Linked DNA regions of Mus musculus: region 1 is linked to region 2. The links are chromatin loops, found by intact Hi-C in ENCODE. Cell type or tissue: gastrocnemius. All regions are shown on one strand.

Region 1 (8,000 bases), 140 kb after region 2:
AGATCTGTCCATCAGACCTTTGGTCCACTTTCCCAGTGCAGAAACCCAGTGCAGCTGTCAGTGTGAATTTGCCTCTTCCCTTCCTCACTGGTCACCCCTCGCCTAGTCCTCGCACAGTCCCCTGGGAAACAGAAGGAAAGAGGACATTCTATTCCAGTGAGTCACTGACTTTCTGGCGTTTCCCTCTGCTGCTCTCTGCCCTGCTTCTCCCTGTTCTCAGGCTCAGGCTGGGACGATATTTCCTTCCCCTTCATGGACCCAACCTTTTATTCATAGTGTGTGTGGGTCCTTTGCATGCCTGTTGACTGTGGTAGGAGTCTCTACTATCCATTCCATTTTAAGGAAGGAAAAACTGAGGCTCAGGCCAGGCACATTCTCTTGAGGCCACCCGGCATGCCAAGCAGTTAACTGTTCCCTCCCTCTGGTCTTATCAGCTGCTACTGTGCATCTGCAGACAGGCTGGCTGGAGACTCAGAGTCTGCATAAGAATCCCTATTCAGTCCCCAAACAGACACTGAACCCAGGGTTGGTTCCTGCTCTGGACCAGGCTAGGAGGAGCACTCAGGCAGGGTGCTCCGAGAGCTAGAACCCAGGCTAGGGGTCTCAACTGTCCCTTCTCCAAAGCTCTGGGCCGTCCACACTGAATTCTTCCTCAGAGCTTAGGCGGGGACCACCTACTTCTCTCTGTTCCAGACCCCAGGCTCAGCTCCTTCCAGAAGAGTTCCCAGGGCCCTCATGACTCCCTCCCTCCCACTGTGCCACAGTCAAGAACCAGTTCACACAAAAAGCTTCCTGGTGGCTTTTATTTCTTACAGCCAAGCAGCAGTGAATGCCCGTACCACAGTCTGCCCCTGGAAGCTCATCACAGGGCCTCCCCAATCAGAAGAACTCTCCATCTCCACCTGGGCTCTGGTTCTGCCAGATACCCTTGTTACTTCCAGGGTCACCAGGAGTTGCAGTCACAAGGTAGGAAACTCAGCCAGCCCTGCTCGAAGCTCAAGCCCCACATTGTGTAGAGGGCCACCCAGGTGGGTCTCTGTTGCACATAGGGAGAAGGGCTCATATGCAAATGAAACCCAAGCAGGACCAGGGTCCCAGTACCCCCCTTCATCCCAGAGGCACATCCTTTTCCGTGGCAGCATCAGGATCCACTCATGTTGCTGCTGGATGGAGGGCAGAGCCAGGTAGATGCTATCTATTGGCCTCAGCGGCGGGCTCCATGAGCATGGTGGTGGCGGTGGTGGTGCTTGTGGTGGTGGAGACGATGGGGAGAATGGTGATGGTGGTGGTGAACGCCCACACTGGTCACCCCGGTCACATGGTGATGGTGGTGATGGTGAACAAGTCTTGGGAGACGCAGGCGCCGGCCATGGAAGAGTCGAGGCCGGGCTTGTCGGACTCGGTTTCTCTCCACGTCATGCTCCTGTGATCTGTGGAAAAGGCAGAGGGCCATCAGCCACAGCAACATCAAAAACGCCAGTGCTGTGCCCGTGATCCAGCACACAAGGGTCGTGTTCCCCAGAAGGCCTAACATCTGGAAGCCAGAGGATCTCTGCACTTCACTCAGTGGCTCCCTTCAGCAGCCTCTGCTCAGCCCTCACAGTCACTGAACTCAAGGGTGTCTCGGCTCCTGCAGACTGGAGAACAGCCAGGGAATGTGGGAGAGGTCTGTTTGGACAGGCTTCTCAACAGCCAGAGGCTGTTTGGAGTAGGAAGGGGGAGGCCGTGAAGGAAGAGTGGGTGGAGACCAAGGAGCTGTGGGACTGGCTTGCTTAAGGGGAGGGCCTGAATCAGGGATATGAGGTCAATATTCCATCTATTCCTGCCTCCTGGCAGAAGGAGGGCCCTCCTCTGGGCTTCAGCTTTTCTCCTAGGAACCACTGTATGGAGATTAAAAGTGTAGGCTTAGGATGCACACGATTCCCTAGCTCCGCGACTATCTGTAGCCTGCAACATCCTCTGCTGCTGAGGATCAGTGAGTTAGCCCAAGTCCTGTGAATGTCAGTCAGGGATGGGTGGAGCCTGATGAGGGCCACAAGCCGTTCATCATCCAGGGATGCTTCTCCTGTTGGGTATAGGAAGCCAGAAGGCTTGTCAACTTTGGGTTAACAGGAAGCAGAAAGGAAGCCACTTGAGGTCACACAGGTCAGCCCCTTATCTCCCCGGTCAACAATGTCAGTGGATGGCAGTCCCGTTGCCCTATCATCTGCCCTGTCACAAAGCTCGGGTCATTCCTACCTGCCTGGGAACTTGTTTGGTGACCAGAATGTGCACAGTCTTCCATTCTCTCGTTACTGGTTCTAAATCCTCTGGCCCCCTAGTCACCAAGGATGAGGCTGGGATTCAGGGTGTCCCCAGCATCTCTGTTGTACGCAAGCGGACTGGGCTCCCCAAAGCCCAAGCTCTGTGGCCAGGGTCCTCAGGGGTCCTTCAACCCATTCCTCAAAGCTCCTTCTGGAGAGTGCTCAGCCCCCAAACCTCAGACTGGCTCCAGCTCTGCAGTAGCTCCACTCTGTAAAGTTGGTCAAGGCCCTTCCTCGAGCCCACCGTGTCCTCTCTGGAGATCCCACAGCAGAAGCAAACTCCAGGGACACTCCCCTGCTCTAATCCCAGTCACAGCTGCTTTCTCTGACATCTTTACTGAAAAGCTGCCACAGCAGCTCAAAGGGTTGTACATCACCTTTGGCCAAGCTGGTTTCGAGGGAGGCTAGTCTCCAGAGGCTTCCTGGCCCTCTGGAGAAGTCACTTGAACTTTTAATGAGGCTTGTATAGAGAACTCCTCCTGCAGACTCCTGGGGCTTTGGAGCCAGCTGCCTTCCCTAGAGGCACATTGAAGAAAAAGTCCTATGGGAGCTGGTGGAGAGGGGAGGAGGGAGAAGGGAGGAGGGAGAGGAAAGGGGCATGAAGAAGGGAGCATTAAATGGATAACTTTACAGGAGTTTTCCAAGGAGATGCCCACCCCACACAACCTGGAGACTACCCTGCAATGTGCAGATCTGAAGACTTTCAGTCATTCCTAAGGGTCCCTGGACTCACCCCGCATTAGGGAAACTGAGGCCAAAGAAGGGAAGCAACTTGTCTGAGTCTCTCACCTTTGTGGGTTAGTGTATACCACAAGCAATCTCCAGACTTTTGGTTGGGGTGAGAAGAGCTGTCCAGGGCTAAGGATGCTACCTGCTGTGGGGCCTTCCAGAGACAGTAGAAGATGATGCACAAAGGGGGTGGGGGGGGGCGAGCTTGAGGGCCAGAGATGAAGAGACACCCATCTACACTCAATACACGCTTATTTTATGAGATGCCTATTTTCTCCCCATTTGGATAAAATATAGGACCTTGAAGTGGCCATCGTATTAGCAGCTTCGGAAACTTAGAGGTGACAGGCTGCCATCTCCAGACCTTCAGAAGTAACTACTTAAGTCCCCTGCGGGAAACTGTCCTCCTACTTTTAATCCTGTGACTGCTTCCCTGATCATTTTGAATGGCCTGACTGGACACAGGTTCTGTTAGATTGATGACCTGAGAGGGACTGGCTCTGATGAAGTAGGGCCACCCTCAGGAAAGCTATCCTGTGGCCCTGTCATTGAATAGCCCCCTTCCGTTGAGTCTTTATTCTGCAGCCTTCTTAGTCAGGCCTGTCAGACCACCAGCTGATGGGCAAGCCCTTGAAAAGTCTTCCTATCTCACTTCAATCCTGTGCTTTTCTGGATGCCTCACCTCAGCGAGTGTCTTTGTATGCACACAGACACATTTAAAGTAATGTCCCCTGTGGGGACTCATGAGCCTCATGTTTGTGTCCACGAGTATGTGCATGAATGCACATGCATGTACACACACACACACAAACACATCCACATGTTCATACATTGTCCACACAAGGCTATGTGAGTGGTTTCTTGGTTGACCAGCAAAAACAACCACATTGTTTTCACTAATTGGTGGCACCACCTAGTGGTGGCAGTCAAAAATCACTTTTGTATCCTGACCCATCAAAAATGTCTATTATCCTGACTTTGGTTTGTAGCCCATATTTAACAGCCACACACTTAACTAACACATCATTCCAAATTATCAATAATATGGCCAAAGAATTAAAAATGGGAAAATACCATTCCAGGACACAAAGGCAGGACCAATGAGGTCTTAATAGCACCACAACAATAATAATGGGTTTTAAAGTGACAAGGTCAACAAAGACTAAAGTGTGGACACTTTGCCCCTTCTTAGAATAGGAAACAAAACACCCATGGAAGGAGTTACAGAGACAAAATTTGGAAATGTGACGAAAGGATAGACCATCTAGTGATTGCCATATCCAGAGATCCATCCCATGATCAGCTTCCAAATGCTGACACCATTGCATACACTAGCAAGATTTTGCTGAAAGGACCCTGATATAGCTGTCTCTTATGAGACTATGCCGGGGCCTAGCAAACACAGAAGTGGATGCTCACAGTCAGCTATTGAATGGACCACAGGGCCCCCAATGGAGGAACTAGAGAAAGCACCCAAGGAACTAAAGGGAACTGCAACCCTATAGATGGAACAACATTATGAACTAACCAGTACCCCGGAGCTCTTGTCTCTAGCTGCATATGTATCAAAAGATGGCCTAATAGGCCATCACTTGAAAGAGAGATCCATTGGACTTGCAAACTTTATATGCCCCAGTACAGGGGAACGCCAGGGCCAAAAAGGGGGAGTGGGTGGGTAGGGGAGTGGGGGTGGGTGAGTATGGGGGACTTTTGGTATAGCATTGGAAATGTAAATGAGCTAAATACCTAATAAAAAATGGAAAAAAAATTTTAAAAAAGTGACAAGGTCAAACCACCATAGGGGAAAAAAATGACCATTTCATTTAAAAACTAAACACAGTCTGGCAAACAATCCGACAATTTACCTAAATGAGCTGAAATGTGCCCGCCCCAAGCCCTGCATCTTACACGCTGTCAGCCTCCCATCAGTGAGCACACAAGGGAAGCGTAGCCAGGAGAGAGTGCATTGCTGTTCAGGGTTAAAAAGAAATGAGCTGTCAACTCATGAGCTGATAGATACAAAGGAGACATCTTGTGCTATTTAAAAGAAGCCAATATATGAAGACTCCACATCATGTGGACCCGAGTCTATGATACTGTGGAAAATGTGAAACCCCAGAGAAGACAGAACAAAAGATGAGTGTTGCCCGGGTCCTAGGGGACGGAAGGAAGAAAAGTGGGTCATTGTACTGGCTAGTTTTGTGTCAACTTGACACAGCTGGAGTTACCACAGAGAAAGGAGCTTCAGTTGAGGAAATGCCTCCATGAGATCCAGCTGTAAGGCATTTTCTCATTTAGTGATCAAGGGGGAAAGGCCCCTTGTGGGTGGGACCATCTCTGGGCTGGTAGTCTTGGTTTTATAAGAGAGCAGGCTGAGCAAGCCAGGAGAGGCAAGCCAGTAAAGAACATCCCTCCATGGCCTCTGCATCAGCTCCTGCTTCCTGACCTGCTTGAGTTCCAGTCCTGATTTCCTTTGATGATGAACAGCAGTATGGAAGTGTAAGCCGAATAAACCCTTTCCTCCCCAACTTGTTTCTTGGTCATGATGTTTGTGCAGGAATAGAAACCCTGACTAAGACAGTCATAGAAACCCTTAAGGTGGGGCATCTGCATTTAAGACGCTATGAAGGTGTACACGTGGCATAATATATTTGTTCAAATGTGTAGCACGTGCCACCAAGAGTGAGCCCTAACACAGCCATGACTTTGACCGGTATCAGTGCATCAGCATAGGCCCATCGAGTTAACAAATGTTCTGCTGTAGTCGGGGAGGTTGATGGCAGAGAAGGCTGAGCATAAAAGGCTCAGGATGGTTTGGAGAATATCTGCTTCCTCCAGCTACAGTTTTTTTTTTGTTGTTGTTGGTTTTTTTTTTTCAATCTTCACACCACTACTCTAAGTAAAGACTGCTCTTAACAGGAGAGGGGTGAAGAATGCCCACAAACAGTAGGAAGCCTTAAGCAGTCTAAATATAGAGGAAGAAGGATTCCTTGTTCACGGGTCTCTTGGTCTCTTGGGTTTTGACAGCCATCTCGTTCTATAGCCTTGGCTGGCCTTGAATTTGTGGCGATTCTTCTTCTTCAGCCTTCCAGGTGTTGGGATTACAAGTGTGAGACACACACACACACACACACACACACACACACACACACAGGCGCCACCAGCTGCCATGCCCCCTCCCCCAGCCGCCGCCACCCCCAGCTTAGTTTTTAATATTCATTGTTTACTTTATGAATCAACCAAACCCTCACATGGGGGCTAACAATGCCCACACAGAGCAGCACAGACCAACCATAGAGTCCTGACTATCAAATGTGCTCCTTCCTATCCCTGGAATATTGAGAGACAAAGATCCATGAACAAGCAACGAGTATTCTAGGAAGGCGAGGGCGGTTTGATATTTTTTTTTTGAAAAATCTACTGATGTAATTAATTCTGTAAGTAGGATAGAAAAGTGAGACCACACATCCTGACAGATGGCCCCCCCAAAAAAAGCATCTGATAAAATTAGCTCTGCATTCCTGATAAGTATCACAAATGAACAAGGAAAGGAAGATTACATGATTTTTTAATGATCTACTTATTTTTATTTCATGTAGTTACAGACAGTTGTGAACTACCATGTAGGCATTGGGAATTGAACCCGGGTCAGAGGACCCAGTGCTCTTAACCACTGAGCAACCTCTCCAGCCCCCAGGAGACTACACTCTTAATGTGATTAAAAAGGAAAGATATCTTAATTCAAATATGTAACATCATTATTTTTAAAATAAGCATTCCGTTAAAAGCAATAACATTGTTTACAGCCATCGTTTTTCCTCATCTTAGAACTGCTAAGTCAGAGGATATTAGAAAAGGCAGGAAGATAGGCAATTGCATATCTAAGAAACATAGATGTTTCTGAAAAGCCTTTAACCATAATAAGAACTAAGGTTTTGTTCATTTCTTTCTTTATCACACACTGGCCTTGAACTATGTAACTGAGGATGGCCTGAATCCCCTTTCCTCTACCTCCTGAGTACCAGGATTTCAGGCACGTGTCATCATACACTGCTATGCCCTGCTAGAGATCAAGCCCAGGGCCTCCTGCATCATGTAGGCACCTTACCAATCAGGTTACTATAGCCCAAGCTCAGAACTAGATCACTTACAATTAACTAGGTAAACCAGTCACTTTCTTGCACAGCAGTAATCATTAATGTATATGCGTGCTAACATGAAGACAACACTGACATTGGTGACGAAAACTGTAACTTTTTAAAAAAAATAAACTTAAGGAGAGATGTGAAATGATGCAGGTGTGGAGGCAGACAGCTACAGATCCAGCCGTCGGGATGAAGAGTTCGATCAGCCAGGAATTCAAGGTCAGCCTCAAATGTAGAGTGGATTTGAGACCAGCCCAGGCTGGGCAAAACCTGGTGTCAAGAAAATAAATAAGTAACTATGAACTTTAAAATTACGAAATAGCCAGGCAGTGGTGGCGCACACCTTTAATCCCAGCACTTGGGAGGCAGAGGCAGGCGGATTTCTGAGTTCAAGGCCAGCCTGGTCTACAAAGTGAGTTCCAGGACAGCCAGGGCTATACAGAGAAACCCCGTCTCAAAAAACAAAAACAAAAACAAAACAAAACAAAAAACTACCAAACATTGTGTGTAGGATCCAATACTTTGTCAAGAGACATGAAATTAAACCCCAAACAGCTGATGTGACCAATGGGAAAAGCTCGGGGCCTTAAACCAGGCTTCACTTCCGTAAAGGGCTGGTCACGTGAAACTAGGAACGGCTTGCCCCAAGTATTGTTGGAATTGTTCCAGGCAACAGAGGTAACAGTTTGGAAGCTGGGAATGCTTTTCTGCTTTATCTCTCCAAATACATCATTGTTTCCCAAATAGCCCAGGGCGTCCACCAGGATTGTGCAGAATAGAAAGACTTCTCCTTCACCTTCAAAACCCTACTTGGTCTAACTCA
Region 2 (8,000 bases):
GCAAGATAAAAATGAATGTCCAGAGATGACAGGAAAGGATTTATCCCAGGGTCTCTATGAAAGTGATCAACTTGACAACAGGATTGCTTGTCCTTTGGAGAGTATCTGTCTCTATGTATAGGTGTATTTATAAGGAAGTAAATGCGGGGCAAGCCCTCTACCACATCCCCAACCCGAGTTATTTGGTATTTTAAATTGTTCCAAAGACTACAGAGCTGTATGCTTTGCTTGTGAAGAGTAATTGAACAGGCCCTTCTGAAGATAGCGTTAGGTTCTTATCAGATTTGAATTTATTTGCAAAATGACTATTCCTCAGTCGCTACTGATGTTCAAAGACTAGTCAGGTCAGGAGTGGTGATGCACAACTTAAATCCCAGCACTTGAGTCAGAGGCAGGGGGATGTCTGTGAGTGGAGGGACAGATGGTTGACAGACATGCCCTAGGCCAGCTACGTAGTGACCCTGTCCAGTAAATATGTGAGTAAATAAATAAAATAATATTTTAACAGTCAGACACAAATGGGACCTTACAAACCTCCCTTCAGTAAAAATGTCTCTCTTGTTATTTGACGATCTATTTGCCTACTTGTTTTACCTCTGAGATCTCTCTGTGTGAGAGCACACCACTCTGTCTGTCACAGCTGGCACAAATATGCCATTCTGCTCTTTTTGAGCTTTTTGTAATCATGATGTGTTTATGTTCAGCTGTAATCCATTTGAGTTTTATGGCATCATATGGTATGACAAACGGTTCAAAGGCAAACCATCCAATTGAATGTCGATAGAACAGCAGTTCTACTATATTAAGAAGTGATTCATCTTTATGCTATTAATTTTTATCTGTCATATGTATATTAAATCATTACATTTCGAATTCATTTCTGGGTTCAATAGCACTGATTTTACAAAAAAATTTTTTTTTCTTGTTCTGCTTTCTTTTTTTCCCTGACAGCATCTTTCATAGCTCAGACTCCTCTCCAACTCAGTATGAAGCTAAGGATGACCTTGAACTCCTGACCCCTCCTGCCTCCACATCCTCAGTACTGGAATTACAGGCAGGCTTGAGCCTCCAAATCCAGCTGTGATTTTAGAAAATGTTTAAACACAAGTTGTTTTTAATTAGTCCAGTAATCGCTACTTTGTAAATCAGTTCAAGCTGGTGGAAAGAATCTCACACAGTTAACCTTCTAAAGAAGTGAAGTATTCCCCCATTCCTCTCTGCTTAACTTGTGCAGTTCAGTAGTCCCAGGAGAGAGTTAAAAGCACCGAACACCTAGGACTGGGTTGTTGCTAGACAGTAGAATGCCTGCCTAGTGTGCTTGTGAGATCCTCGTTCTGTTCCCAGCACCACAAAAACAAACAAATGAATAAACAAACACCAGGGAAATGTTTATCAGGCCAGACTTCTCTTTCCTTCCACAAATCATGGAATTAAAAAATTTGACAGATAGAGCCTAGAATCTGAATGGTTAGGAACTTCTCTGGGGGTCCTGAGAGATATCTCAGTGGTTAAGAGGCGTTCCTCTTTGTGCCAGTTGCTTTTGATGTCAACTTGACAAAAGCTAGAGTCATCAGGGAGGAAGGAGCCTCATCTGGGGAAACGCTTCCTTAAGACTGGGCTGTAGGCAAACCTGTAGGGCATTTTCTTATATGTGATCGATGCCGGAGAGCCCAGCCTATTGTGGGGGGTGCCACTTGGAGGCTGGTGGTCCTGGGTGTTATCTCTCCAGCCCCTAAAGTAAGAAAACAGGCTGAGCAAGCTGGTAAGCAGCAGTCCTCCATGGCCTCTGAACCAGCTCCTGCCTCCAGGTTCCTGCCCTGCTTGAGTTCCTGTCCTGACTCCCCTCAATGACCAACCGGTGTATGGAAGCATAAACCAAATAGGCCTCCCCCTCCAACTTGCTTTCGGCCATGGAGCTTCATCCCAGCAATAGAAACCCTAACCAAGACAGCATCCAAGGAGCGTGTGTTTTTTGCAACGGTGGCCATGCACTTCTTTCTCTGCTGTATTTATGTCTTATCTTGTTCTTGGCTGTGTTTTATATCTATCTATTTGCCTTTGGCCGCATTTTAGAAGTACTTGAGATAAGAATGAGGGCAGTCAGAATAGCTTTAATGGGATCAACTAAGAGGAAGATTGTATAGGGGCTGAGATGCTGCTGGGTTGGTGGAGGGCTGCCCCTAGCATGCATGAAGTCCGGGTCTTAATCCCTAGCACTGCATAGACTGGGCCCAGTGGTACAACCCTGCAATCTCAACGTTTAGGAGGAGGCAGCAGGTAGATCAGACTTTCAAGGGACATCCCTGGCTACATAATGAATTTGAGTATAGCTTGTGATCATGAGGACACCCCCCCACACACACAATACCAATTAGATAAGAAATTAGAATTAATAAGTGAGTTGTTTATTTTATTTGAAAACCAATTTTTGATGTATAATTTGCAGGAAAAAAGTTCTGGAGCTGATGAGGTGCTCAGAGATTAGGAGCTCTGCTGCTCTTTCAGAGGATCTAGGTTCAGTTCTCAGCACCTACATGGTGGCTCACAACTGTCTGTAACTCCGTTTCCAGGGCATCTGACCCCTGAATCTTCTGGTCTCTGAGGGCAGTAAGGCACACATGTGGTGTGCAGACATACATGCAAGCAAAACACTCATGCATGCTTTATCTTTAAAAAAATTTTTTTTAGATTTATTGATTTCACGTGTGAATGTTTTGCTTTCATATAGGTATGTGAACATACACATGCCTGGCATCTGCAGAGGCCAGCAGAGGGCACTGAATCCCCTGGAACTGGAGTTACAGACTCTTGTGATAGACACTGGGTATCTAACCCTGGCCTTCTGCAGGAGCAACATGTACAGTTAACCACGGAGGCATTTCTACAGCCTCTAGACACGTTTTGCTTTGTTTTTGTTTGTTTGTTTTGTTTGTTTGTTTTTATCAAGACAGGGTTTCTCTGTATAGCCCGGGCTGTCATGGATCTCACTCTGTAGACCAGGGTGGCCTTGAACTCAGAAATCTACCTGCCTCTGCTTCCCAAGTGCTGGGATTAAAGGCTCGCACCACTACTGCCCGGCCACATTTTTTTTTTTTTAAAGTAAAAGTAAGCAGACTGTTTTAAGATGCAAATCTATGGGCCTTAAGAAATTAGTGTACAAAACCAAGATCAGAAGAGCCCCTGCTCCTCCACAAGGAGTCCTGTGTTCACATAGTCAGTTGGCCGTGGCTTCAGACAACAGTTGTGTTTTTGGCTGCTGCCTCTTAGTGTTGACTACTCCAGGATTCCAGTCATACGCTGGGCTTCTTTCTCTTAGTACACTATTTTTGAGAGAATCTCATTTTACAGCCTGTTTTGATAGTTTTGTCGGTTGTTTTGATAATTTTTCAGTTGTTTTGCTAGGTGTCGTTCCACTGCATGAACATTCAACTTACAAAAATTAGTGTGTGCCTGTGCGCGCGCATGTGTGTATGTTTGTGTGTGCATGTGTGTATGTGCATATATTTGTGTATGTGTGCATATGTGTATATATATGAATGTGGTGTATGTGTGGGTATATACATATATATGTGTGTGTGTATGTCATGGGAAATTCATACAAAAGCATGAAGACCACAAAAACTTGTAGGTTTTCCTTCTCGCTCATGTTGGTTCCAGGGATTGAATTCAGGTTGTCACGCTCTGCAGCAAGCGCCTTACCCCAACTAGTTTTTTGAGAAGGAATCTAACACTAGTCCAGGCTGGTTTCCAACTCATGATTCTCCCATCGTAGCTCAGCCACCCAGATGCTAGCCTTACAGAGTGCACAGCCATGCCCACCCTCTTCGGACATACCTACAGGTTATTTGGTTATTTTCAGCTCTGCCTGTTGTAACTAAGACTCTCTGGGCCTTTGTTCATGAGTACATGGAAGGACTTGCATGGTCATTTCTACCGAGTGAGCACTCATGTCTCAAAGTGCACTTGGAGTATTTTAATTTATGGAAGTGGCTGGGTGGTGACACTCGGAGGCCAATGCTATTGAAAGATAATTTTATGACTTAATTTTCCAAGAGGCGAACACCACACTACACACTGTCATTGGGGAGGAGCAAGGGAGCACTGAGGCTGGGTCAGGAGTCAGAAGCAGGAGTAGGGGAAATCACAAGGCTATATTATTAGGGCTTTTGTGGTCCATACAATGCAAAGTGGAACAAGCTAACGACTCAGGACTGACTCATGGACTAACATTTGGGAAGTGGCGTTGGGAAGCTCAGTAGTTCAAGGTCAACCTCAGCTACACAGCAAGTTTGAAGGCAGCCTAGGTCCATATGAGAGCCTGTCTTGAAAAATCCACAAACAAAACAAAACAAATACAAACAACATTAACAATAAAACCCCCTTTCCCTTCCAGAAAGCCTGTGGTGTAGTGTTAGTGTCTTAATACACCTAAGAGAAAAACAAAGGCTTTGTTTGAGGCAGAATTTCCTCACCCTCATGACTGAGCAGGGGAGCTACTGGACATCGTGATTTGAGAAACATAAACCAGTCTGGTCAGAGCATTATTATCTGGCAGTGTTGACATCAACTCCCCGTGTTGTAGTCGTGGTGAGTGCAGAGAAATAACAGCCACCTGGGCACTTAATAAATACAGAACATCTTTCCGAAATGTAAGAAAGGGACCCCAGGAGGCTGCGAACACAGTAAAGTCTGCATCTAGATATTTCAAGGCTTTGGGGCTCGACACTTGGTAAGGAACGTCCACTGTCCACCTAGGAGTGTCATTCCTGCCTCTCCACTCTGAGCGCTGCGGGAAGAGCATGGCGGGAACAGACTGGACGCTTACTAGAGATGTAGCATCTCACCCACTTTCGCTTCACTGAGACCAACTCTGCCTTTTCACGAGGTCCTCAGCATTTGAGGTGCTGCTAAAAACTTGCAGAATTCACGACCAGCAACTCTCAGAATGTCCACCAGATGGCAGGTTTGCAGCAGTCAAGCCGTAGCTGAAGCCGCCAGCCACCCATGGCACCTTATAATAGTCTGGGGATTGGTGTAAGAAGGTGTGAACTTGCCCTTGAACTTCTGGGAAACGCATGGGGGAGAGAGTGAAGAGGAAACCCTAATCAAAGAGTGGCAGGTGGCCCTCGCCAATTCTTCTCACCTGGTTGTTCTCCATAGTCTTCCCATGCATCATGTAGTGGGAGGAGTGGACACACATTCTTACAAAGAAACTGAAGAGAGGAGACTCAGCCAAGTGTCCAGCAGTAACAAAAGCCTTTAGCCAGACCTGGAGGGCAGGCGTCTGGCTGCAGGCCTGGCTGAAAGTGTCCGCACAGGGGCAGGCAGCCTGCCTGCCTTTCAGCTCCCAACCCACTCCATTTGGAACGGGTCCTACTCAGGGCCTGACTGAGCCTCTAAGGGAAGTGAGCATCAGCCTTAACCAGGAACACACAGGGCTGGCTCTGGTTGCTAAGGAATACTGTGAGCTCCCTGATAGCCTCTGAGCCTGTGGCCAGCATGGGCTGAGGCTCCCTGACTGCAACTTCCCCTCAGTTGGCTTTGTTTTCCTCTTTCAGCTCTAAAAACAGTCACTTGAACAAGTTCTGTGTGTGTCTGTTTCTGTGTCTCTTCTCTCACTCTCTCTCTTTCTGGTGTCCTGATTAAGAGCACATTTGGGTTTTATAGAGCTCTATAGAGGATGTTGGAGTCTGAACAATATATGCTCAGACTTCAAGAACTTAAGAACGTTTTGGGGGAAGGAAGCAACAGTTACATTTCTCATCCCATTGTTAGCCATTAGCAGGGATGCTAATTAGAATCATCAACGTGCAAACCTTACTACAGTTCCTTAGACTAGAAAGAGAAGGACCACACAGTGCAGCGAGGCTGAGGAGATTGCCAAGGAACACAAAATCAGCACTTCCTGCTTTATTCACTATGGTGATGTGTTAAAGAAAAGGTGGTGTGAATATGTATACACACCCTGCAGAACATTGAAGCCCTGTCATTTGGGACAAAGTGGTTGAACTCAGAGGGCAGACGAGCTGTAAGTCTCGGGCCTGCAGGGAAGTTAGCTGTGTGCTCAGGTGCCGTACGATGGAGAGGAAAGCCATCTTGCTGGTCCCTGAGCACACACGGCCGTGCGCAAATCTCCAGACCTAAGTCTTGGATACCCAAAAAAGGTACGCCTGTGATGCCCAGCAGCTGCATCCCAGGAGCCTGCTGTGCCCAAGTGTCTGGCTCTCTGCCGGCTCTCCAGGGGCTGTGCAGGATGGTGAGTGTTGGTGGCCCAAAACAAACACACCAGACCGGGAGTCTTGTCAAAGCAGGAACTAGTTTTATTGTATCAGTCTTTTGTTTATACAGGGTTGAGGAAGGAGGTGGGGATTTTTGGTGAGGTAAGATGATGTAAGGGGTAGGGAAGGGTGACAGTGTGGGATGACTGACAGGGCCAATAAAGTTATTCTACACCATTGGTAGCTTGGCAAAGGCAGGCTTAAGCAGGTCTTGCTGAGTCACTCCAGTATGGAAGTGAGCAAGGTAGGTCTCTAAACTCGAGCAGAGGCTCAGGTTTCCTCACTAGGCCTCAGAATCTGGCCGAATAAGGCCCAACACCTGAGATGGTAGCAGAGTTTCCATTCTTGTAGAATGCTGACAGTTCCCCTTGGGAGGCAGAGGCAGGGATCTCTGAGTACAAGGCCAGTGTGGTGGTTTGTATATGCTTGGCCCAGGGAGTGGCACTATTAAGAGGTGCGCATGTTGGAGTAGGTGTGTCACTGTGGATGGGGCTTTAAGACCCTCATCCTAGCTGCCTGGAAGTCAGTCTTCCACTAGAAGATTTCAGATGAAGATGTAGAACTCTCAGCTCCTTCTGCACCATGCTTACCTGGATACTGCCATGTTCCTGCCTTGATGATAACGGACTGAACCTCTGACTCTGTAAGCCAGCACCAATTAAATGTTGTCTTTATAAGACTTGCCTTGGTCATGGTGTCTGTTCACAGCAGTAAAACCCTAATTAAGACAGACAGCCTGGTCCACAGAGCAAGTCTTGAAAGAGAGAGAGAGAGAGAGAGACAGAGAGAGAGAGAGAGAGAACTCACAGTGGAGTGATATTTCTTCTGAGTAGTTCTCCAAGGGAAACAAAACAAACAAACAAACAAACAAACAAACAAACAAACAGGAGTAAAAAAAGTCAAAGCACCAGAGGGTTTAAAGGCATATTTAGGCTCCCACCAGTATCCAAAAGAAAAGGTCAGAAGAGAAGAAAAGAGGAATATTCTTGCTTGAGTCAGGACTCAGAGCAGGCAGACCCAGCCAGTCGTGCTCCTAGGGTCTGCACTAGGAGGTGGTGTGAACTTAGGAGAAGAAAGTCCACTACAGAGGTGAGCCTGCCTTCCTAGAACACACCCCTGGCTGGATTTACTCTTAAGGGAGGAGGCGAATGCATGTCTCCACCCAGAGGTGAACTCCATTCTTTACTATAACACACTTAACAAATACAATTTCCACAACTCAGTTAAGCCAGGAAAAAGGAGCTATTTTCAAGACTTTGTCTTAACACAGCAAGTCAGATTCTCTGGAGCTTGCAAAAGAGGTGGGAATGAGACAGAGCAAAAAACTGCAGATTCACCAGCAAAGAGCCCCAGACTTCCCACTTCCCTCAACCTCTCTTCTGAATTATGACCACTTTCCTCGCCTTGGTAGAGGCTCTGGCCCACCTCTCTGTGGTGGGCTGGTTAGGACTCTGCTAGTTCAAAAAACACTAAAAGCAGGGTCCTCATCTTACAGATTACCCCGTGCATGCTGGGCACAGTGGTACATGCCTTGGGAGGCAGAAACAGATGGATCTCTGTAAGTCCAAGGCCAGCCTGGTCTACACAGAGAGTTCTAAGACAGCCAGGGCTATTTAGGGGAACCCTGACTCAAAAAAATTTTTTCCCTGAGCTTTAATGTGGCTCACTCCTGGAATCCTAACACTTGGGAAACTGAGGCAGGAGGACGGTGCCTGCTTGGAC

Evidence for each region. Peaks named below come from ENCODE experiments on the same cell type or tissue, not always from the same donor. Only the 100,000 strongest peaks of a DNase experiment are listed, where the experiment ranks them.
Region 1: a loop joins it to region 2, with 4 times the contacts of the local background. A loop is called at or near these places in 10 of 42 quality-filtered maps.

What each region holds. Positions count from the first base shown.
Region 1 is chr4:43,720,896-43,728,895 of GRCm38, reverse strand. Hrct1 (histidine rich carboxyl terminus 1) reads right to left here and starts at 1,698. Exons shown (of 1, transcript NM_027511.1): 1 at 786-1,698. The coding sequence starts at 1,534. The coding sequence ends at 1,205. In gastrocnemius, a CTCF peak has its summit at 3,941 (motif pointing left); a DNase peak (open chromatin) is centred at 3,933; H3K4me3 peaks cover 2,489 bases; H3K27ac peaks cover 4,143 bases.
Region 2 is chr4:43,858,296-43,866,295 of GRCm38, reverse strand. No RefSeq gene overlaps it. Among named protein-coding and RNA genes, the nearest start is that of Olfr155, 8.0 kb to the right of the region's middle. In gastrocnemius, a CTCF peak has its summit at 4,948 (motif pointing right); DNase peaks (open chromatin) are centred at 4,960 and 5,300.